Linked DNA regions of Homo sapiens: region 2 is linked to region 1. Evidence: chromatin loops called from intact Hi-C (ENCODE). Cell type or tissue: PC-9. All regions are shown on one strand. Each heading gives the region's core, and the rest is flanking DNA. Links, peaks and the distances in the headings are about the cores only.

Region 1 (12,212 bases), core at 2,676-10,675:
TTATTTGTGGAATTAATGACCTTCATTGTATCATTTGCCTTGATGTGGCCCATGTGTGCACAGAGTCCGTTGTTAAGTACAACTTTTAAAAATGGAAGAAAGCATTTAAAATGAATACTCTTTGCAGAGAAAAAGCAAATTCGGATTTTGGCAATTCTTTGTTTCTCATTTTCCATGCTTCTAAAAGAAAATTCAAGTGAATGCAAAATTATTTTAGTAATGCAGTTTGGTTGCTGTCTATAAGACTTCAAAATGAAAATTAGTACTATATGTCTTACTCAAGAGTAATCTTGAAAATGGCTATTGACCCTTTAAACTCCTTGCAGCATCATTCAGTGATGACAAGTAGAAAATTTAGGTATATACACACAAAAATAAATATATTGAGGCATGTTTATTAGGTATTCACAGAATTCAGTGGCAAATTTTTATTCCCAACATTATATGTGGGAGTATGTGTGTGCACTTATGTAATAATCTCCAGAATTATTATCTCAACCCTGTGTCTACCTTCTACTTGCACAGCTATCTTTTATTTTCTCCGACAAGGTTACTATGGAGATTCAATCTTGGGGAAACAGGATTCTGCTCTGCCCTCTGTTACGAATCAGCTTTGTGACTTTAAGAAAGTCACACAATTTTTCTAACCCTCTATTTTCTACTAGGTGATATGTGAATTTCTTTTGAGCGTTTAGATTTTTATATGATTTTATTTTTCTACAAGTTTTATCATTAATTTACTTATTTGGTAAATGTATTAAATTACCAAATATTTTTTGAGTACATACTGTATGCCAGCAGGCAGTATCCCAGATGTCAGCCAAACAACATGGTTCATGCCTTTGGGGAAGAAGGCTCCTTATGTAATTACTGAATTACAGTTGTGATAAGTGCTGCAGTGGTGTTAATAATAGAGATGCTAACTGTGCTGACTATGAATGTCTATGCCCGAGAACTAGCTTGTATTTCATTCAAACTTACCTAACTCTGAACTCTCCCCATTTTAGTGCATTCCGCAGACCCCAAGCTCTCTTCATCTCTTTCTTCTGGTTTTGATAACTTCTTAACTAGTTTCCCCTCTTTGATAACTTCTTAACTAGTTTCCCCTCTTTGGTCTCACCAACCCAAATCCAAATCCACACTGCATTATGTTTAAAATATAAAATTAGCCGGTCATGGTGGCGGGTGCCTGTAATCCCAGCTACTCGGGAGGCTGAGGCAGAGAATTGCATGAACCCAGGAGGCGGAGGTTGCAGTGAGCCAAGATCACGCCATTACACTCCAGCCTGGGCGACAGAGCGAGAGTCTGTCTCAAAAAAATTAAAAATTAAAAAATAAATCAGGTGACTTTTGGTTCCTGGTCTAGCATTTAAGGAGCTTGGAATCACCACTCGTTCCTAACAACAAGTAAAAAGCTGAACAAACTGAAAAATCAACAACACTTCTTAGATTTGGAAGAGTGTTGAGGTCACAGGAAAAACAAGTGCCCCAAAATTGGTCAGACAGACAGGCAGATACAGAGAATCACTATTTGCCCCAGTGGAAACCAGCAAGGAAGGGTAGAACAACCTGAACTGTAATTGACAAATTGCTGGAAGCTCCCGGTGGATAAGTCTGTCAGTTAACTCTAGGGCCACTGAGTCATCTGGAGAACTCCATAATTTTGGGAGTTTTGCCTCCTGAAACTCTACCCGATTCTCACAGTGAATACTGGAGAAAAATCCCTTCATGCTTCTGACATGGGGAGGAGAAAAGGAACCAATTTGAAATATACTAGAGCATTTTGCTCTTAAAGGGTTGCCTTCGAGGAAAGCTATTTAACCAGAGCCTAACCTGCCAGGGATTTCTCAGGGCCTAACTGACCTGGGGGAAGGAAAATACCCAATTCCAGCCCCATCCAGTCATCCTGTCCCATGTATGGGTAGGAAAAACTGAGAATCACTTGTGAAGTTTACAGTTGAGGGGCACAGGCTCACTAAAAGACAGACCTAATCATGGGGCTGTAGAACTCTTCCCCTCTCCTAGTACCTTGACATCACATTATTAAAGGCCAATTTACAGCAGTTCCCTTTACCCAGTACATCATGTCCAGCCATCATGAAAAAAATCACAAAGCAGACTAAAAGAAACAAAAACATAGGTTAAAGTGGCAGAGCAAGCATCAAAATCAGACTTGGATAAGGCAGGGATGTTGGAATTATCATACTATGATTTAAAACAATAGGATAAGGGCCCTAATGGATAAAGTAGACAGAATGCAAGAACAGAAGGGATTGTAAGCAGAGAGATGGAAATTCTAAGAAAGAACCAAAAGCAATGCTAGAAATCAAAATTACTGAAACAGAAATGAAGAATGCATTTAAAGGGCTCATTAGTAGGCTGGTCATGGCTGAGGAAAGAATTTCTGAGCTTGAGGGCATTTCAATAGAAACCTCCAAAACTGAAAAGTGAAGAGAAAAAATACTGAAAAACATGGAATAGAATATCCAATTACTGTGGTATAATTGTAAAAGATATAACATACACATAATTAGAATCCCAGAAGTAGAAGAAATAGAGAAAGGAACAGAAGAAATATTTGAAACAATAATGACTGAGAATTTCCATTCACTAAACCAGAGATCCAATAAGCTCAGAGAATACCAAGCAAGATAAATGACAAAAAAAAAAAAAAAAATTATGCCTAGGCTTGTCATTTCAAACTGCAGAAGATCAAAAGTTCTGAAAGAAGCCAGAAGAATAAAACACTTTACCTATAGAGGAGCAAAGAGGTAAGCTCTACATCTGACTTCTCTGAAACAATGCATGCAAGAAGAGTGTGGATAAAATATTTAAAGTGTTGAGAGACAATCCTTAAAGTAGAACGTTGTACCCTATAAAATTATACCCAAAAGTGAAGGAGGCCAGGCACGGTGGCTCACGCCTGTAATCCCAGTACTTTGGGAGGTCAAGGCAGGTGGATCACCTGAAGTCAGGAGTTCGAGACCATGCTGGCTGATGTGGTGAAACCCCATTTCTACCAAAAAATACAAAAATTAGCCAGGTGTGATGGTGCACACCTGTAGTCCCAGCTACTTGGGAGGCTAAGGCACAAGAATCTCTTGAACTGGGAGGCAGAGGCTGCAGTGAGCCAAGATCACACCACTGCACTCCAGCCTAGGCAACAGAGTGAGACTCTGTTCTCCCCCCCAAAAAAAAGTGAAGGAGGGGCTGGGTGCAGTGGCTCACACCTGTAATCCTAGCACTTTGGGAGGCCAAAGTAGGTGGGTCACTTGAGGTCAGGAGTTTGAGACCAGCCTGGCCAACATGGTGATACCCTGTCTCTACTAAAATACCAAAATTAGCCAGGCGTGGTGGCACGCACCTGTAGTCCCAGCTACTCAGGAGGCTGAGGCAGGAGAGTTGCTTGAACCTGGGAGGTAGAGGTTGCAGTGAGGCGAGATCGCACCACTGCAATCCAGCCTGAGCAACAGAGCAAGACTCTGTCTCAAAAAAAAAAAAAAAAAAAAGTGAAGGAGAAGCAGAAACTTTTTCAGACAAACAAAAATTGAGGGAATTTGTTGACAGTAGACCTGCTTTGCAAGAAATGTTAAAAATTCTTAGGGAGAAGGAAAATGGTGTAAGTCAGAAACTTGGATCTACATAAAGAAAGGAAGAGCATCAGAAGGAATGAGTTAGGGTAAAAAAAAATATTTTTCTTATCTAATGGATAACAGTTTATTCAAAATAATAATAGTAACAATATATTTAATTATGTATATATATGTGTTTATGTATGCTCACGTATAAATGACATGAATGACACAAATGATACAAGCAGCAAAGAAATAGGATTATTGTTATTGAAGGAGATGTAGAAAAGTTTTGAACTGTGGCAGCAGTCTGGTCTTCTAAATTTGATATGTGTAAATTAAAGTTTTCTTTATATTCTCATTATGTTAGGGTTTCAACTAGTTTCCTTTTCCTTGCAGTAATTTGATATTAAAAATAGTAGAAGTGTTCCAGGAGCGGTGGCTCATGCCTGTAATCTCAGCAACTCAGAAGGCTGGTGGGAGGATTGCTTGAGGCCAGGATTGCTTGAGACCAGATTGGGCAACACAGTGAGACTCTGTCTCTTAAAAGTAAAGAATAAAACAAAGCTGGGTGTGGTGGTGTGTTCTTATAGTCCCAGCTACTTGGGAGGCTAAGGCAGGAGGTTCTCTTGAGCCAAGGAGTTCAAGGCTGCAATGAGCCATGATCATGCCACTGCATGCTAGCCTGGGTGACAGAGTGAGACCCCAACTTGAAAAATATTTAAAATTCATGTATTTAGCAAAGAAAGGGTCCCAGAGCCATTTTTAAAAAGTCCCAGTCTTTCAGAACAGTTCATTATTTTAATAATTCTAAAAAGTAAATAATAAAAATATACCTAAAAGTCTATGAAGACTGCCAAATACATGCTTGAATGAAAACGAAAAGCATCACTTGAGAGAAGACAGTTTGTTCATTTGTTGTTATCCAAAAGACAGTTACTAAGCCCTAATACAAGGTAGCCTTCTATTAACTAAATTTTCCCTTTGATGACTTTTGTGCCTTTTCTTTTTCTCTTTTTGAGGCAGAGTCTCACTCTGTCGCCCAGGCTGGAGTGCAGTGGCGCGATCTCGGCTCTCTGCAAGCTCCGCCTCCCGGGTTCATGCCATTCTCCTGCCTCATGCCATTCTCCTGCCTCAGCTTCTCCTGCCTACAGGCGCCCGCCACCACGCCCGGCTAATTTTTTGTATTTTTAGTAGAGATGGGGTTTCACCATGTTAGCCAGGATGGTCTTGATCTCCTGACTTCATGATCCACCCGCCTCGGCCTCCCGAAGTGCTGGGATTACAGGCGTGAGCCACTGCACCCGGCCAACTTCTGTGCTTTTTCAAAGAACTAATTTATGGCTTTGATCATTTTTTCCTACTGTGTTATTATTTCCAAGTCATTAATTTCATCTCATTTTTATTATCCCTCTCTTTGGGTTTATTTTTTGGTTCATTTTCTAACGTATTAAGCCATCTGTCCCACAGAGTTTGCTATCTCTTGTTTCATTATCACTGAGTTCTGAAATTTTTTAAAATTTCAATTATGACTTCTTCTTTAACCTCTACGTTATTTAGCAGTGTGTTTTATTCCAAATATATAGTTGTTTACTTTTTGTTAAATTTTAATTTCTTTCTAATTGAAGATCAGTCTATATAATACTCAATTTTTGAAATTTATTAAGGCTAAAATATAGATATATCAGATATGTATTATATAGATATATCAAATATATCATCTATCAAATATATATAGTGTATCTATATATCTGATATATATCTGATTATTATGTATCATATATATATATATCTCTCTCTCTCAGATCATCTCTCTCTTGTTTCCAAGACCTTTATTTAGTGATATTTTCTTTTCCATGGCATTCAAAGCCTTTAATGATTTGGTGCTTGTATAGCCTCATCTCCTCTACTATTTTCCAGGAGCCATCCATAAGAATCTAAAGATGGGCAACCGTAATTATATTATATTAGAGGAATATCTGGGGGCTGAGGTAGATTTTGGAAGTTACTCATTTAAGTTTTATGTCTTTTCATCCAGGTTTTCTCAGATGTAAACAAGGAAGATGAAATATACTTTTTCAAGGGGACTGTCTAGTGCTAAAATTCTAGTAACTGTAATAAGCTTTTCATAATCCTCATACATTCAGCAGATATTTATTGAGTGCCTTCTCTATGACCAGCACTGTTTTATGACTGAAATAGGGTGATGTGATAGCAAGAGGCTGGGTGACCAGTTTTGGTTGGGAATCCAGAGATTGTCTTTTTGTAGAACTGATATCGATGCTGAGATCTAAAGTAGAAGAAGTCAGCCCTACAGAGAGCAGAAATGTGAGCAGGCTAGAAAACACTTCAGAGCATAGGCTTCAGCACTAGACTGACTGGATTCCAGTCCAGGCTCTGGCATTCACTATCTCTATGCCCTAGGACAGTTTTCTCAGCCTTTCTGAGTTTGTTTCCTCCTCTGTAATAAGTAAAGTAATAAGAGCAAAATAATGGTGCCCACATGATAAAGACTGGAGGATTAAATGAATTAAAACATGTAAAGTACCTGTACATAGTATACACTCAGTAAATGTTACCTTTTGTTTTGTTTCCAGGTAGAGAAAATGTTCAGTGCAAAAGTTCAAAGATGAGGATAAGCTTGGCATGTTCCAGAAATAGAATAGATATGTGGTTTTGGAAAATGATAGGAAATTCACTTATATGCATTGTTCACATGTTTCTTCCAATCAGGGTGCCCTTATTTTCCCATCCTGACCTTCTACCTGAACCTGTCTATGAGTTTATCTGGTAGCCATCTTTTAGAGCCAAGCTGCTTGCATTCATCACCTAGGAAGCCTCTCCTGATCATTTCTACACATGAGCTCTTCATCCTGTATTGGCAAACAATCAAGATCCTGGACTTCAGTCCCATCTTTGCCACTGAAAATCTGTGCTGCCTGGACAAGTCACTTTTCTGACCCCAGCTTCGTATATTTAACACAGAAATTATGAAAATTATCCTGGAGTCTTATCTTTTTCTTTTAAATTTTTTATTTCCATAGGTTTTGGGGAAACAGATGGTGTTTGCTTACATGAGTAAGTTCTTTAGTGGTGACTTGTGAGATTTTGTTTTTTTGTGAGATTTTTGAGAAATTGATTTGATTTGATAATCTGAGATGGAAATTATGTGTCTTTTAATGTTAGTTAATACTGTCACTAAAGACTTAATAGCATTCAATGATATGACCTCTTTGGAACATCTTTTAAATTGATGATATTAGTATTTAATTTCCTTACAAATATTTCATACCCCCTTAGTTAAAGTGTATCTCCTTTGATAGAAGAAGCTGGTTGTATTCCTTTATGTGACCCCAAAATCCCTAACAGCGTTATAGGCATTTCTGTTGAAAAATGAATAATAGTTTGAGAATGAATGTGGAGGCAAAATTAATGCCACTCTGTCCTTTAAAAAAAATTCAGGCAATGATTTAAGCTCTTCTGTCTATTTTGTTTAAATACCTATTTTGCTGGATATGGAGAACAGGGCAGGAACATGAAGTAAAAAAAAAGGAAGAAAGTGGGGTGGGAGAAAAGGGGATTAATGGAATAGAAACGTCCAAAACACTTTTGGAAATTATTGTCTATGATTCCCTTGTTATTAAGAAAGAACAGTGTATATCCTCTGGGGCATATAGGGCAGAAAAAAAGATTATGAACAATTGCCAAGTACTCTAAACTGAAAACAAAATCATTGTAGAGTAAGTAATTACTGTATCCCCTCCTGATTCTCGGTCATAGCGAAGAAAGAATTTGAAAGCTTTTTTCAGAGTCAATTTTACCTTGCTACTGATTATATATTTTTGTACTTGCTATGTTGGAAAACAATGGTTGTTTGGCCTCTACTTTTATCCCTAATTGTTTAGAACATAAGTGTTGCAAAGTTGAAACTTTAGAAGGTGTGTTCTGAGCAAACAGGAGGAAAAGTATTTCTTAATCAGATGATGACCTTTGTTTCCAAGTAGGTGATGTGGCCAAGAGTTGAATGCAGTTTTAATAACTAGGATATTCAAGTCCCTGAGGCGGGTGCTTTGTATCAGAGATAATGCAAATAGTTCTTTTTATCTTCTCTTCTTGGCCATTGTACCCAGAGGCTTACCAATCTTCCACATTTAGTCAACAAACCTTTCTAACTACTTGCTAGACTCTGCAAATTATGGCAGGTCTTCTGTGGAAAGGGATAAACAGGAAAAGTCAGTATGACTGTGGACTGTAATTGTGGAAAGTAAACACACACACACTACCACCACAGCCTGTCTCACTCAGCCAGTGTCCTCCACATGGCAGCACTAGGCACTGTTTAAGAGACGTGATACCCGGAAAAACAAGCATGGAACTCCTGGTAATAAACAAGTATCAACTGATTTCATCTCCAAAAGAATTTCCCTTCCTCTCTGTCCCCATTACCAACCTCCTGCCCACAGTGGGAATAACTGAACTGCTGATTAAAGTTTGGTTTATTTGTTTTTCTAATTATGATGGTACAGTGCTTGACCCACTGAGTTTTCTACCCATTGCTCTTGCCGGGCATCTTTTCTGTGTTGTAAGGCACATGGAATTCTCTCTCATTTCTATGATGAGCAAAGATAAGGCTACTCTCCTTAAGCCGCATCCCACAATGGGCTCACATTATAAATTAAGATAAATATGAAGACCCTGAATATATTTGCAGCTACCCACTACAAGAGTTAAAATGTTCCACATGGAACTTACCAATAAACGTGCTCATAAACGAATTTGGTGTATTTTATCTAGACTGCAGATGATCACATATAAAATAATGATTGTCATGGGAAAGCTCTCATTTAAAAAATTAAATAAGATTGTGTAGGGAAATGAGATTATTCATTCACTGACTCTTTAATCAGACTTTAATCAGCAGTTCAGTTATTCTCACCATACTGTGCACCAAATGTATAGTAGATAAATCAGAGAGACGTACTGCCTGCTCTCAGTGAGCTTGTGGAGGAAAACACACAGAAACACTATACAAATAAATAATCATTATAATAATCACAGGTAACAGTGTTTATTGTTATGTCAGGTACTGTTCTAAAGAAATTACATGTACTATCTTATTTCATCCTAATAACAACCCTAGAAGTTAGGTACTATTATTTCACATTTATAAATGAAGAAATAGACCATGTGAGCTAAGTAACTTTCACAATGCATGCGGCTAGTAAAGAGCCAAGATTTGAACCTAGAGAGAAGACTCAGAGCCTGAATTCTTTACATCTATACTATAATTGCAAAGCATAGCAGAGCCTGGGTTAGAGAATATTGAGACCAGGTATCAAGTTCAAGAATACTGAAGAGAAAGGATAACAATTTTCTAGGAGGTTAAATGTCTCCATCCTAGTTTAGTGAGTGGAGTGTTTCATTTTGCATGAGCTAAGCTAGTGACATTTAATTCAATATAACATTTCTGATTTAATTTTATGAACTTATTTTGGTAGTTCATTGGAAGAGGCTATTAATGTGATTCCTCTTAACATAGAATAGAACTATTCTATGGACTATTCTCAGGTCTAAAAATAATGACCATTGTAACTGACTGCCGGGGATTCAACTTTAGTTGAACCTACATCCTAGACTTAATTAATAAGAAAGTAGGTAATAAATGAAATGAAAAAAATAAAATAGCTTTCTGTTGGGCATATTTAGGATAGTCCAACCTCCAGGCAAAAAGGATTAACCATGGTTCTGCTAATGCTTTACTTATTTGGCTATAGCAGGAAAAAGGTCAAAGGTAAGAGAGGACAGGTGAAACTTCAATTTAGTTTAGTTTTTCTGGTGCCAACGCCTAGAACATAGTCCCTGCCATATAGTAGGCTCTCAGTGCATGTTTGTTCAAAGAAGGAATGAGTGAATATGAAGGATCAGTTTTATTTCTAATACTCTGGGAAAAGGAGGGAGGGATGTAGCTCACAAGGGTCTAATGTTTATTTATTTTGGGAAAAGCAATCACCCAGAATTAATCTATATTATACTGTTTTTCTAACTAATTAGAATTTAATAAATAGTCCAGTTTCAAAAATCACATTAGTGGTCAAAAACTACATAACATGTCTTCACCTCATTCCTCCAAAAATTAAAAATAGAACTACCACATGATCCACTTCTGGGTAAATATATCCAAAAGAGTTGAAAGAAGGGTCTCAAAGAGAGATTTGCACACCTGTGTTCATAGCTGCATTACAATAGCCAAGAGATGGTAATAATCCAAGTGTCCATGGATGGATGAATGGGTAAACAAATGTAGTATATACAACCAAGAGAGTATTATTCAGCCTCAAAAAGGAAATCCTGTCACATACTACAACATGGACGAACCTTGCCGACGTTATGCTCAGTGAACTAAGCTAGTCACAAAAAGACAAATACTGTATGACTCCACTTATATGAAGTATCTAAAGTAGTCAGATTCACAGAAACGGTAGAATGGTGGTTAGCAGGGGCTGGGGGAGTGGAAAAAGGAGATATGTTTAATGGATATGGAGTTTAAGTTTGCAAGATGAAAATGTTCTGGAGATCTGTCATACAACGATGTGGATATAAATAAGACTACTGAACTCTACGCTTAAAAATTATTAAGATGGCAAATTTCATCTTGTTTTTTTTTAACTTAAAAAAACTACATATAAGATAGTTTTGCCTGTTTTCAGGTTTCTTTTCAGTGTTTTAGGTATTCAGTATTTAAATCACAAAATTTGTGATTTGAACATTTTTTTCTTCCTTCATGAGATTTTAAGTGGATTGATACTTGCTTTCCATTCTGTCCCGATGTCTGACCTTTGTAATGTAAAGAAGAACATTTTGTTTAATTGAGAGAAGTCTGCTGTGTTCTTGTTGATAGAGGACCATCCTAGAGTTGGGAGTGCTGTCTGCACAGCAACAAACCCAGAGTCTACTTTGGATCACCTTATATAGTTCATGAGTAATCAGCAGATGCCTTTCCTTTCTATGTCTCTCTCTCAGTGAAAGGCACTGTTTCTTCCACTTGGTGAGGAATGGCCTAATGCTCATTGTCTGTAACAGGAATGCTACAGCTGCTCAAATTGTACCATTTATCATATTTGGTAAGGTCTTGCCTTAGTCTTGCCTGTTCAATTATAAAAGGAAAGAAGACGTAAAAGATGTAGAGTTGTACTGTGTGATTTTCCCCCCATTATGTCAGAAGAGGCCTTAAGAAAACTAATACCAGCACACAAATATATCTTTTTAGATTTTCTATTATATATTTTGTCTTATCAAGAAGAGCAGAGTGGGCCGGGCGCGGTATCTCACGCCTGTAATCCCAGCACTTTGGGAGGCCGAGGCGGACGAATCACTTGAGGTCAGGAGTTCGAGACCAGCCCGGCCAATGTGGTGAAACCCTGTCTTTACTAAAAACACAAAAATTAGTTGGGTGCAGTGGTGCGTGCCTGTGATCTTAGCTACTCCAGAGGCTGAGACAGGAGAATCACTTCAACCAGGGATGTGGACGTTGCAGTGAGCCAAGGTAGCACCACTTCACTCCAGCCTGGGTGACAGAGTGAGACTCCAAAAAAAAAAAAAAAAAGAGCAGAGTGTATGTTAGTTTGGTGATTCATTACATGTTAGTTTATGATTCATTATGTGCTAGTGTGGTGATTCATTATGACTAGATGGTGCTGTGTAAAAAAAAAAAAATTTCCAGAAAAATCTAGTTTAATAATTATGCTACCCAGTCCTTAAATCCTATATCAAATACTACCTCCTCTAGGAGGTCTTTCCTAATAATATTTTTTTAATCCCAAAACAACAGACTACCTCCAAAAATACACAATGACCTACCTGCATTAGTTTGTATCTTTCTTATAGAAACATTCTATTAATTATGTTATTTATACCATAATATAAGCTCCTTTAGGGGAGAGGCTATCTTGCCCTTACCCATGGTATTCTCTGAAGTACTTCCCACAGGCAAAGAAAGCAATAAGTGTTTGGTAAATATTTCTTGGACTGAATTGAGCCAGCTGTTTACATATACATTAAGTTAACTCTTCTCATTATTCTCAGCCGTATGAAAGAAATGCAGATCCACTCTGTGACTACATCCTATTGCCTAATCTAACTAGGCAGATTGCAGCTACTTTATGTTGACTGTTCAGAAGTTTTTGCTTGGGTTAAATGAAGTCAAACCTGTTGAGTTTTTTGGCGCATGGGGAGTTGTTTACAACTTTTCTTTTTCTTTAGTGCTATTGTTCAGTGGGACCTGCCTGAGGAGTGTACTGTACCCCAAACTGTTTACACTGAACATTCATTTCTTCAGTGACACACCCATCAGCTGACCTGTTTACACTGGTACTTAAGTAAAGTGGGTGCCTGCAAGCTTGAAACACTCTTAAATTGAGTATAGTATGTTTCAAATAATACAAGTATCTTACCATATTATTTATAAGTTTTAGCAGCAACTAATAGACTGGTCCCTAAAATATATAAACAAGGAGCTATTAAATATAATTGTGGTGGTTTTTAAAAGTCTTTGAAAAGAGACCCTTGTCTTATTACTCCAGGGAAATTTGCAGCCATTCTATAGAGGTATTATCTCATCCCTACTAAAAAGATTTCAAATGG
Region 2 (12,212 bases), core at 3,466-11,465, 160 kb before region 1:
TGCAGTGAGCTGAGAGCGCGCCACTGCACTCCAACATGGGCGACAGAGCAAGACTCCGTCTCAAAAAATAAATTAAATTAAATTACTTTTGCTATTTTTTATATTCTATACCTAAACTTTTGCTACTTTTACATTCACTACACAATAAATTCAGGAACTGCAGTCTGAGCATATCTGATTCTGCTTTCCACTGCTCCTGCTGGTGCTTACTCACAGTGCCTTGTGAGCTCTTGTTCTCTGGAAGTTTATCCATGGAAATTCTTTGAGGCCCATATAAAAGTTGTGTTCCTTCAGAGAGGATTTGGGTTTACTCCTACCAATCTCCTGCAAGCACTACCATCTTAAATTAAATGCTCAGCTTGATGGTTTGGGAACAACACCTAGAGTTAAGTTCACAGTGCAAATCTACCTGCAGTCAGGTTCCCATTTTCAAATTCTCAGGCAAGATGTTTTTATTCCTCCCACCAAAAGCCAAGCTTAAGACAAGAACATTGTCTTGCTGCCTCTCCTGTGCTACAAGTTTATTTCTAATTCTCTTTCACTGTGTAGTCTTTTGTGGTCTCAACCTTATAGGAGACTTCCTCCTGCATTTCCATCTTGGACAGGCTCTAAATTATAGTTCCCTAGTAACTCCCACAGCCATCAAAACAGAATCTGAAAATTACCAGGATTGGGCATATAACCTCCAGTCAAAAGCCAGCTTGGGTATCACTTACAGCCTAGTCTACCCACTTTTTTTGTGGTTTTTTTAACTTAAAAAAAAAAAGTAAACTTTTACTGAAAAAAAGCACAAAGCAGTGCAAATATTCTGAGTATATGTGAAAGCTGGATGAATTTTTCACTACTGAATACTTCTACATAACCACCAGCTAAATCAAGAGAAGGAACATTAGCAATCCTTCCCTCAATCTCCTTTGCAGCCACTAACTCTATCAGGAATAATTATACTCTGACTTCCAACAGAGGTAAGTTATATGTGTATGTGTGTGTGTTTGTATTTTATATAAAATGGCAATGATTTTCACTTCTACTTGTTTTAACCTATGCAGATTCTATACTTTTTTGTCAGCTCAGTGATACATTTAAAATGATAGCGTTTTCTCTTTTTTTAAATTTTAATTTACAGGGCCATGCTAGTCTTCTCTGTATTGTTCCAATTTTAGTATATGTGCTGCCAAAGTGAGCACTTTTTAAATATTTTATCTAGCATTTTTAGTTGTTTTCAGCACAAGCGTCATTCAAGGAATCTAATCTTCTGTACAGGTGGTCAATGACTTTCTTGTTAAATCCAATCGACTTTTCTTAGTCCTTATCCCTTCTTTTTCCTGAAATGTACTCTTCCCTGGCTTCCATGAGCCCACACTCCTAGACAGTCTCTTATTGCATTGATTTTATTAAGCAATTATTTACTGTAGTTATTTGAATAAATGATGCTCTCCTACTCCTTTATTGTAAATTCTTTGAGAATAGAACTTTTATCTTAATCATGTATATAGTGCTCAATATTGTGCTAATTCATTCAATCAACCAATATTTATTGAACATGTTCTATCTGCCAGGACTGTTCAGGGACTGTGTAACAAAATTGCCAAGGCATTTAAGGTCCCTCCTGTCCTGGACCTTAAATTTGTTAGGGCACATTGTAGGTATTCAAAAAAGTGCTAAAATGAATGATACAATGAAGAGTAGCAAGAGCAAAGAAGAAAAGAGGGAAACTGTCAGCCACAAAAGAAGATAAGGTTATGTTTAGAAGAATGGCAATAAAAATGGCCTCAAGAGAAAGTGTTACAATTAGCTGCCTAAGGTGAGTATTCTAGAACCAAATCTAGGTTTAGAGTGTCAGATAGTGCCCACGATGAGAATAAGCTGGCTTAACTGGAGTAGGGAAATTTAGAAATAGGAAGCTAAACAATCTCCAACTGCTTTTGAATATCTTGCTTTTTATTACAGCTCTGCTATGTGTACATACCTCATTTAAGGGCATTGACAAATAAGTGAAGCTGAAGACAATGATTGTAAGAAGTACATTTCATCATTCTCCTTCTCCAAGCTTCTCCCTCAAAGGACAGAGAACTGTTCTCCCTCTCTCTCTGCATTTCAAATCCCTCTTTTATTACTTCTTCAAACATTTACACTTCTGCCTCTCACTTACGTGTGTCTTCTCAATTTCTATCTCTAGGTTCTCTGGGGTTATCTTTGTTTCTTCTCTGTATTTTTCTATTTATATTCCCTTCACTTTTTTCCTTCCTGTCACTCCTATGCCTTTATGTGTCTTGGTAAACTCTTTAAGCGTAGGTATTGAAAGTTCAATTCTTGACATTTTCACTTCTTACATTCTTCTTCAGTGATCATAGCCAGTTTCATGATTTAAACTAGCAATTCTATGTGGCTGAATTCCAGATCTGACTTTCTAGCTCTAACCTTTCTTTCTCTTTTGTCAATCTAGTCAACTACCTCATCAACAGTTTATGAATGCCTGCCATATTGGTTGAATTTCAATGTTCTATGTAACATCATAAAAGTTCACAGCATATGAAGGTTCTTACCAACATTTACTAGGTAGATGGCTCTTGACTTTGTGCTATGTATCTTGCTGACAAAGGCTAGCATTTTCATAATCTGCATTCCTGTCCCCCACAAATCACCACACGGAATTTGAAAAATAAACATCAGTGGCCTTAAAAAGTGCTTTGTTTAAATAAAAATTCTTAAGAATTTAAGCCTTTACTTACTTTGTGTTTGTTTTGGTCTATGATGCTTTGGCTTTCATAAAAAACCCCTAAAGGAATAGTATGATTCTTAAAGTTATTCTGTTGATATGTATAGTGTGCACTGCAAAGCAGAATTTATTAAAGTGAAAAAGAACAAGCTTTTGGTAAATGAGCTCTGTTTTAAGATTAGCACTCTAAATGTGATATTTATTCATTGTAAATATGAAATTACAGAGAAATAATAAGAGAAGATTGACCCCATGTCCTAAAAATGCTAAAATATTGAAATAAACTTTCCTGACTAGTAGATATATGCACTAAACCAAAACCACTCTATAACTCAGGTTTCAACACCTGGTTATTCCTTAAAATGCTACGAAGATAAAACGGAAATCTGTCAACTAAAACTTCATAGACTTTCAAAACTGTTTGCAGTAACCTTCGGAAATAGGAAAGTAAAACAAGTTTCTGGTAAATAAGTAAATTTATTAAATTTGGCAATTGGTCATTTGACTAGTTGATTCTTGACAAACTGACTTGTGTTAAAAGATAAGCTTAGGGCCGTTACAATTTTAAAGAGTCTATTTGAGCAGACAGCAATTCATGAATCAGGTAGCACCAAATCACAAGCAGTTTGGGCTTCACCAAGGAGGCATGAAGAGAGACATGGGGGTTCATGAAAGCAAGACAAAGAAACTATTTTACTGTTTAAGGTGGAGAGTCTCTAGTTGGAGGTTAGTTGAAGGTTTTTGATTGGTACAGCTCCCAATTAGAGCTTTGTTGGCAGTTTCTGATTGGTTGAGTTACTCTGAGTTGGGTTTCAGTTTGCTTATGTAGGAACCCAGAATGCAGCCTAATGGCCTCCTAATTTTTTTAACATCTATAAAAACAGGCAGATAGAGGTAGGCCATCCTGTTTAGCTTCCCTAAACCACCTTGGATCACAGAATTAGATGAGGTTCGGAAAGCTGCTAGAGAGGATTCGCCATGGCCAAGGGATGCAATGGATAGCTCTGTGTCAAGGGCTGTAGTCTGGCTAGGGCCAAATGGGAGTCAAACCCAAACATGTAGTGGGCTTACGGCACCAGTGAGAGCCAAGGTGAGACAGTCTCAGCTAAGCAGTCACTAATGGCCAGTGACTAAGGCAGTGAAAAGCCAACCCACTACTGACACCAGGTTCAGTCTTTAAGGGTAAAAGTCAGCAGGGCAAGTATACAGCCAGAAAGAGCACAGACATTTCTCCAAAGACCAGAGATAACAGAGGGGAGTTCAAGGAGAGCACCTGAGCCTGAGGATTTCACCTTCATGGCAATGCTGAGAGGCTGATGAAGCTGCACACCCCTTTTCCATATACCCACGTGCTGCCTTGAGGAGAAAATTAGGGGAATGCATGAGCCACTTGAGAGACCAAATATTTTTATCAGAGAGGCACTAAACAGAACCTACAAGTACTATTTAAATTATCAGAGTGAACTAAGACTTAAGAGAGATTAGATATTTACACTTCTTCCCTCAGTTACAAATTGGAACTTCAGGTATTAGGAAGCCAGATTAATCACAAATGAAATAAAGAAATTATATTTCTCATTACATATCCAAATTGTAGTATGAGGTAAAATTTGTGATCTTGCTGTGTTTATTGTTCAAATACTCTATATCATTTATTTTTTATCTTCTTGATCTGTCAAAAACAGAATGTTAAGTAATTCCATTACATTTATGTTTCTATCAATTTATCCCATATGACTAATAATTTTTGCTTTATCCCTTTAAGTATTACTTTATTTATAAAATACAGCTTTATTATTATCACCATCATTATGCCTATCATTTATATAAGATAATCATTCTGGTCAAACTTGCTTTTTGCTTAAAATTTTACTTTGTTAGTATATTGCCACTCCTAACTTTCAGTTTATTTGTTCTTTCTTTACTTTAAAATGTTGTGTGGCGTTTTGCTTAAGATATGTCTCCTGTAAACAGCATATGGTGTTTTGTTTGTTTGTTTGTTTTTTAGATCGAGTCTCACTCTGTCACCCAGGCTGGGGTACAATGGCGTGATCTCAGCTCACTGAAACCTCTGCCTCCTGGGTTCAGGAGATTCTCCTGCCTCAGCCTCCCAAGTAGGTAGGATTGCAGGCATGCATCACCATGCCCAGCTAATTTTTCTATTTTTACTTGAGATGGGGTTTCACCATGTTGGCCAGGCTGGTCTTGAACTCCTGACCCCAAGTGATCTGCCCCCCTTGGCCTCCCAAAGTGCCGGGATTACAGGTATGAGCCACCATGCCCGGCCTGTTTTGGTTTAACTTAATACTAGAACAAAGTATTAGACATTTTTCACTCTCCCTATGTTCGTTAAAAACATTACCATGCTTTTATTTTCCCAGTCCATTCTGGGTCTTTGTTAACATAATCTGGGATTTCTATACTCAGACAATATTGCCAAAACATCATCATAGCTTATATTTTAAGGGCTTTTCCTTTCCAAGTTATTTTTCTTATTTCATATTTTTATAGTTTACATTTCTTATTTTTATATATCTTTTATAGCTATACTTACAATTAGATATCTATATTTAAATGGTTTTAAAACTAACTGCCATTTTTTACAAGGCTAACAGTTTCTTGTGTTTTTCAGTTTTTAGTCTGCTAGAGTTTATATATTGTTTTTTAATTTGAGGTAGGTTACATGGGTGATATGATAAATTGCTGAACTCTGAACTCTTGCATAAGACACAATAATTTTCTGTTGCCTTTACACAAGAATAACAAGCTGGGTGGATATAAAATCATTTGCTTACAACTCTTCTCCCTTAAAATCTATGGAGAGTCATCAGTCTCTTCTATCACTTGAGCTACAAAGCAACCTGAAGACAAACTGATCGTGTGTGTGTGTGTGTGTAACTTTTTCTGACTGGATGCTTTGTGAGCTGTCTTGATAGTTTAAAATGAACAATCTCTCTCCATTGATATTCTCTGCTATTCAGTAATTAGTATTCCCACTACCTATTCCTATTTTCAGTTCAAGCATATAATGGAATTTAATTTTGATTATTGCAAATTTAGAGTTTGGGTTGTTTACTTTCTGTCACCTCATCATTTTTATTCCGTGACCTTGTTACTGGTGCCCTGGGTTCTTGAGCTCTCCCATGATAGAAATCAAGAGAGATCACCAAACATAGCAACAAAAGAGTTTTATTCAGCTTGCGCACAAGGGAGTCAGCACTGAAAGGAAAGGGGAATGGGTTAATCCCTGAGGATAGTGTGTGGGTATGTTTTATAGGGCCTTTCTACAGGGAAGGATTACATCAGGGCATGTATATAAGTCTTTCTAGCATTTGTGCAGTGGCTCAACATACTTCTTCATACATTGTATGCATCCTCAGTATTATAAATCTCTACCCCAGGCAAGATTTTTAGCATTAAAAGGAGGAAGGGGTTGAAGTGTCTCCAGATCCCTGAGGAAGTCCCTAGCCCCCTCCATTAAGAACTTGCATTTGATAACTTCTTGGATCTTTTGTTACTGATTGGCTGAGAGTTAGGTAAGCTAGAGCTTGAGTAAGGGGCTTTTGCTCTCTTCCTCCAGTTCATATTCAAACAGGAAACCAACCAACCTGCTTTTCTCAACCTTATCTTCTGCATTCTGGGAAATTGTTTCCAGTTTATCATGAAAATTACTAATTGAACATTTTACAATGTTAATCTTGCTCCTTACCATCTCCAATGAAGACTTTAATTCTGATACTCTATTTTTGCTTTCCTGGAAAGTTGCTCATTTTGGTTAACTCACCATCTCAGTCTGCTGAATGTGTATCTTCAGCATTGCTTCATAGAGCCCATGTATTTTTGCATCTTAATGAAGAAAAGTGCATATTTTCTATAGGTTGTTTCTGTTTTGCAAAGAAAAGCCACTGCATGCTCTTAACTCTGAACTTTCATAATAATTTTCGTAGGCTGTATCCTTTCTCCCTCCCAACACAGAGCTATTAGGGTACATTATTTATTTGTTGGTTGAAGGGTACATAGAATGTTATCCCTCTCACTATCCACTTGGGTGTTCCAAGATTTTCTTTCTTACCTAGACCTCATTTAGAGATGGCCATGAATGTCCTAAGCCAGTGTGTAGTATGGCTATGCTGGACTAAAGTGGGATCTCTTATGTCTGTAATTGCTGGATGGGAATTTATTTTTAAAAATCTGAAGTACTCTGCAATGCAATTTATGAAAATGATGGTACCCTGCAAATATATTGCTCCCAGTGCTGTAAGAAGGCTGTATACCCATATTGATTCTCCTTTACTCTCTACAGTCCTCTATATTGAGACTTGTATTCCCTGAATGTGGGATGTGAAATAGTGGAAAGCAGAGTTGGCTACCTAATTTGCAGGGCCCAGTGCAAAATGAAAATATGGGGCCCCTTAAAATAAAGGTGTTGTTAAAGGTAGTAATATATAAGCATTTCCCTTTCTTCTGCAGTCTCTCTTTGGACCTATCATGCTGGTTTTTTAAATTTGCTATTGAATGTCACACACCTTTGGGCACAGGTACATTTGCTGGACAAGTGCAGACCCTCACAGGTGCCTGTGCCCACCCTGCAGTCCACTGCCACAATAATGCACCCTGTCCTGGCTGGGGGTGGGAAAGCCAATCTCCTCTTCCCATGTGTCTGCCTTCCCAACCCAGAGCAATGGGTAACTACCCAGAGATTACAACCTGTCAGAGCTGCTCAGTACCTGGATTGGGGTGAGTGAGCAGCTCACCCCAGCCAATCCCCACCTAATGCACCACAGCACTATCAGCCTGGGGCAAAATACCTCCTGCCATGCCTTACCCAATATGCCCTTGGGCAACATGCCCAACCTCAACCTCTGTGAATTTGTGCCCAGGCCCCTGCCAGGGGAGGAAGCTGGCAGTGGTCACCAGGCAGGAGTGGGGAGAAAGAAGCTGGGTGGCACTTTGGGAGCCGAGGGGGGCAGATCACGAGGTCAGGAGATCGAGACCATCCTGGCTAACATGGTGAAACCCGGTCTCCACTAAAAATACAAAAAATTAGCCAGGTGTGGTTGCGCACACCTGTAGTCCCAGCTACTCAGGAGGCCTAGGCAGGAGAATCGCCTGAACCCGGGAGGCGGAGGTTGCAGTGAGCCAAGATCACGCCACTGCACTCCAGCCTGGGTGACAGAGTGAGACTCCGTTTCAAAAAAAAAAAAAGGTGGGTGGGATCTGTAGTGACAAAGGTCGCAGAGCTGGCAGCTGAGAGCCGGTCCTAAGAGGCAAGAGAAGGGACCACGTACACCTAGGCCTCAAGCCCCAGTGTGTGTTCCATTGCCCCATCAGACTTCACTTTCCAACCTCTTTTAAATGATTTACAAATCTACTTATTTTAAAAAGCTGTCCAGACCTTTTGTGTTTTTCTGTGCCTGCAAGGACATTTTACTAAGTTAACATAATGCACAGATAATTCTTTGCCTGATGATATTTTCACTCACAATGTTACTTAGACCTTAAGAAAGGTAAAGAAGACTCCTTCCTTTCAACAACTCTGTACTGGTGTATCCAGCACCATGAAGCTCTGAGGCCTCCTCTATTCACTGAAACAGGAGAGCAGACAGGTAGAGTATAAGGAAGTGGAGAACAAGTTTGTTTGTTTTTCTAATAGCTGACTCTAGAATTCTTTTAAGATGACTGTCTGTTAAGGAAAAAAGTCTTTTCTAAGCTGCCCGGGGTAGAGGGTGAGATACAAAGGTTACTTGCACAAGCGCTAAAAGTTGCTTGCTTGCTAAATTGAAGTGCGTGAAACAAAGAGGAATTTGTCTTGCTGAAAGCGGGAGTGAAAATGCATAATGGAGAGGGATTCTCCCTGAGATGACGGAAGGCTCTACGCTCTGGGTGGTCTTTCTATCTCTGGGAGATCCAAATTTATAGAATGTGGGATAATTTTTTTTTCTGAGGTGAAAATACAGAATCTTAAAAATAATAGCCAACACACTTCTCATTCCCAGTAATTCTTGTCCTATAGCTTGACTGCTTCAGGGAAAACACAAATAATGGTGAGAACAAAGAAGTCTTTGCTTAGCTTTGACTTTCAAAGTAGACCAAAGGCAAAAAAAAAAAAAAAAAAAAAAAGAGTGCAGTAGAAACAATAATCTGGAAAGCAAGGTTTTCACTTGCAAGAGCCAGGCTATTTCGGAAAGGAAAGGAAAAAAAAAAAAAGATTTGTGATTCTGAGAAGCTAAGAAACTACTAAGGACTGAAGGGGTTCAGGTCATGCCACCCAAAAACATGCCACTTCGGCATAAGGATTATTTGAGCTGAAGGCAACTGAGAATCAACAGATGCAGGAAGTGTCCTCTGCTCTCCTCTCGTTTGCCTAAAAGTAGGGAACACATTTTCCTTGTGAAAGTATTGTCCTATAACAGAACTTAGGTCTGGCTATTCACAGTTTGAAAAGCCAGATACATGAGATGCCAAGTGTGGTGAAAGGAAAGCAGTTTTAATAAAATGCTAGCAGTTGAGGACATGTCCGGACTCGAGTCTCAAAATGATAACTCAAATTTTAAGGCTGACTGAAGGGGTTTATAAAAGGGAAACCTGGTGTGGGAAACACGCAGGAATCGTATAGAGTACAGGTCTGCATGTCTTGTTCCGATGGCTATCTTGAGTTACTGTCCACCTGGAGTACTAGCTGGTCCCATGTCGACTGTGACCAGGTTGTAGATTAACCACCTTGAGGTAATCTGCAGCTGGGTCTCCAGGCCTGGGCTGTTTCAAGATTAGCCCCTGGAATTTCTTTTCTTTTTTTTTTTTTTTTTGCCCTGTCCCCCAGGCTGGAGTGCAGTGGTGCGATCTCAGCTCGGCTCACTGCAAGATCTACCTCCCGGGTTCATGCCATTCTCCTGCCTCAGCCTCCAGAGCAGCTGGGACTACAGGCGCCCGCCACCACGCCCAGCTAATTTTTTTTTTTTTTTGTATTTTTAGTAGAGACAGGGTTTCACGGTGTTAGCCAGGATGGTCTTGATCTCCAGTGATCTGCCCACCTCGGCCTCCCAAAGTGCTAGGATTATAGGCGTGAGTCACCGCGCCCGGCCAGCCCCTGGAATTTCTAAGCAAGCATACAGTTAGATAAGCATGTATAAGTTGGTCATAAGGTCATGGTATAAGGCAGTGTCCAGGGGGAAGGAGAGAAAAAAAAAGGAAAAAAACCTTTTAAATACACTTTAAGGCTAGTGGGAAGGCTTTAAAATACATTTTAAAGCTGACACTCTTGGTTACAACTCCCCACTGTCAAGTTCCATTTCATTTCTATGGAAAGGGGGTGATGTGCTCCATCTAGGTACTTCCTGCTGAAACGGGGTGCAGTTAAGGTGCAGTGGAATGGAACCTCACCACTTGGAGTGGAAAATATTTGTGAGTCCATGGGCTTAAGGAAGAGATCTGCTAGAGCATCATGGTGAGTGTGTAACTGCAATAGAGTCTACAGCAGCAGAATAAACCTAGCCCTATAATCATGGCTAAAATTATGAGCAACTTTTTTTCACCAAGAGGGGCCTGATCCAAACCATGAGGAGAGCCACTGACTTAGGACATTGTGGGATAAGACATAGCATTAATTTGCTTATGCATGTCTCATAGGGCTGAGGATTTGTTTCCAGAATTATCTAGGATGTACACATACCACTCAGTCTTAATTATAGTGCACATTCTCCCCTATCAATCGTGCTTGGAGGTCCTGTGGGAATATGACAACATGTTGGCTGAACTTACATATTTAACAGGTTGCAGGAGGGGCTAGGAATATTCATGAAGGTGGTCCTGACCCATGTGCATTCAACAAATATGCATGTAACATATGACCCATGTTATTTTGTGGTGGAGACTTAATATTTAAACGTATTACAATTAGGTCCTATACATTAAAAGGTCTTTTCAGGGCAGAAAGGCACGCAAGTGTGCAATTTCTGTAAACCAGCTAGAACTAGCCCATAGTCCGTGGTCTTCTATCAGGTGAAAATTATTAAAGTCAGTCTCGTGTTAATTAAATCTGTAGTTATGGCTGATGGAACAGGGGCTGGGGGCCAGTGAGTTTGAGGCCAGTGCTTGTCTAACTGTTAGGGAAAAAGAAAACCCTTGTAGCAGCTAGAACACAGCTTACTATTTTTTTTTTTTTTTTTTTTTTGAGACGGAGCCTTGCTCTGTCACCCAGGCTGGAGTGCAGTGGCGCGATCTCGGGTCACTGCAAGCTCCGCTTCCTGGGTTCATGCCATTCTCCTGCCTCAGCCTCCAGAGTAGCTGGGACTACAGGCGCCCGCCACCACACCCGGCTTTTTGTATTTTTTTTTTTTTGTAGAGACGGGGTTTCACTGTGTTAGCCAAGATGATCTCGATCTCCTGACCTCGTGATCCACCGGCCTCGGCCTCCCAAAGTGCTGGGATTACAGGCGTGAGCCACCGCACCCGGCCAGCTTACTCTTTAAGTGTAGGCATGTATCACTTAACCCCTGCCTGCATGGTCTTAGGTCCTGTTTATAATTTGGTATTTTGTTGTTACAAGAGTCGGTTTTGTCGGTCTTATAATCTCTATTTTAATGTTAGTGGTGGTCACTTGTGCCTAAATTCCAAAGGGCGGGGGGTGGGCACAATGAGGTGTGTCCAATGCCCACTTCCTGCCATACCCTGATAGATTTTCAGGGTTTTGGGGATCCCGTTTGGCCAAGAGCGGGTCCATTCAGTCTGTCGGGAGGCTTAGGATTTTATTTTTTTAGTTCATATTCCTTTTATGGTCAACATATGCCAGAGGCACTATCGATATAAACAAGTCAATTTTGTAACCTGGTTTTTTGGCTTTTGGTTTTGGTCTCTTATGTTGCTTAATTAAAGGAGTTTTCTGAGCGCCTGCCCACCTCCATTCCCATTTGGCCTAAAACATTGAATTGGCTGTAAGTCTTCTGACTCTAAATCCCTTGGCCATAGGGGTCCCACTGAGGAACGTGATGGACCCAGGGCAGCCAGCCACACCACCCCTGGCATCGATATGGGACAAAAGAAAAGCTTGGCCATCGATAATGCCTCTGGGGTTTAGGGAGCTTCTAAGTCGGTGAACACATCCACGTGCTAGAAGGATGGTACATCCCAACTCCAAAGGGATAAAGCCTGCACTCAGGACCCTTCTAGACCTCCCCCTATGTATCGCTTGTTCATTTGTATCCTTTAGAATAAACTACTAGTAAGTGTAGCATTTTCCTGGGTTCTATGAGTCATTCTAGTAAATTATCAAGTCTGAGGAAGTATTGGGAGAATGCCTGACTAATCTGGGGGCCTAATACTTGCAACTGGCATCAGAAATGAGGGCAATCTTGTAGGACTGAGCCCTTGAATCTGTGGAATCTGATCCTAATTCTGGGTAGTTAGTGTCAGAATTGTAGGACACATAGTTGATGTCAGAGAGTTAGAGAAGTGTTGTTGGAAAAGATACCATTTATTTGGTGTCAGGAGGGAAAAA

Evidence for each region. Peaks named below come from ENCODE experiments on the same cell type or tissue, not always from the same donor. Only the 100,000 strongest peaks of a DNase experiment are listed, where the experiment ranks them.
Region 2: a loop joins it to region 1, with 14 times the contacts of the local background. A loop is called at or near these places in 1 of 110 quality-filtered maps.

Annotation. Positions count from the first base shown.
Region 1 is chr4:88,963,597-88,975,808 of GRCh38, reverse strand. The region is part of intron 4 of FAM13A (family with sequence similarity 13 member A); the gene reads left to right. Among named protein-coding and RNA genes, the nearest start is that of FAM13A, 87 kb to the left of the region's middle. In PC-9, for the core only: no CTCF peak of the experiment used is centred there; DNase peaks (open chromatin) are centred at 7,548 and 7,808; H3K4me3 peaks cover 1,015 bases; H3K27ac peaks cover 2,753 bases.
Region 2 is chr4:89,119,827-89,132,038 of GRCh38, reverse strand. It overlaps the pseudogene RNU6-907P. Among named protein-coding and RNA genes, the nearest start is that of TIGD2, 14 kb to the right of the region's middle. In PC-9, for the core only: no CTCF peak of the experiment used is centred there; DNase peaks (open chromatin) are centred at 8,388 and 9,828; H3K27ac peaks cover 2,577 bases.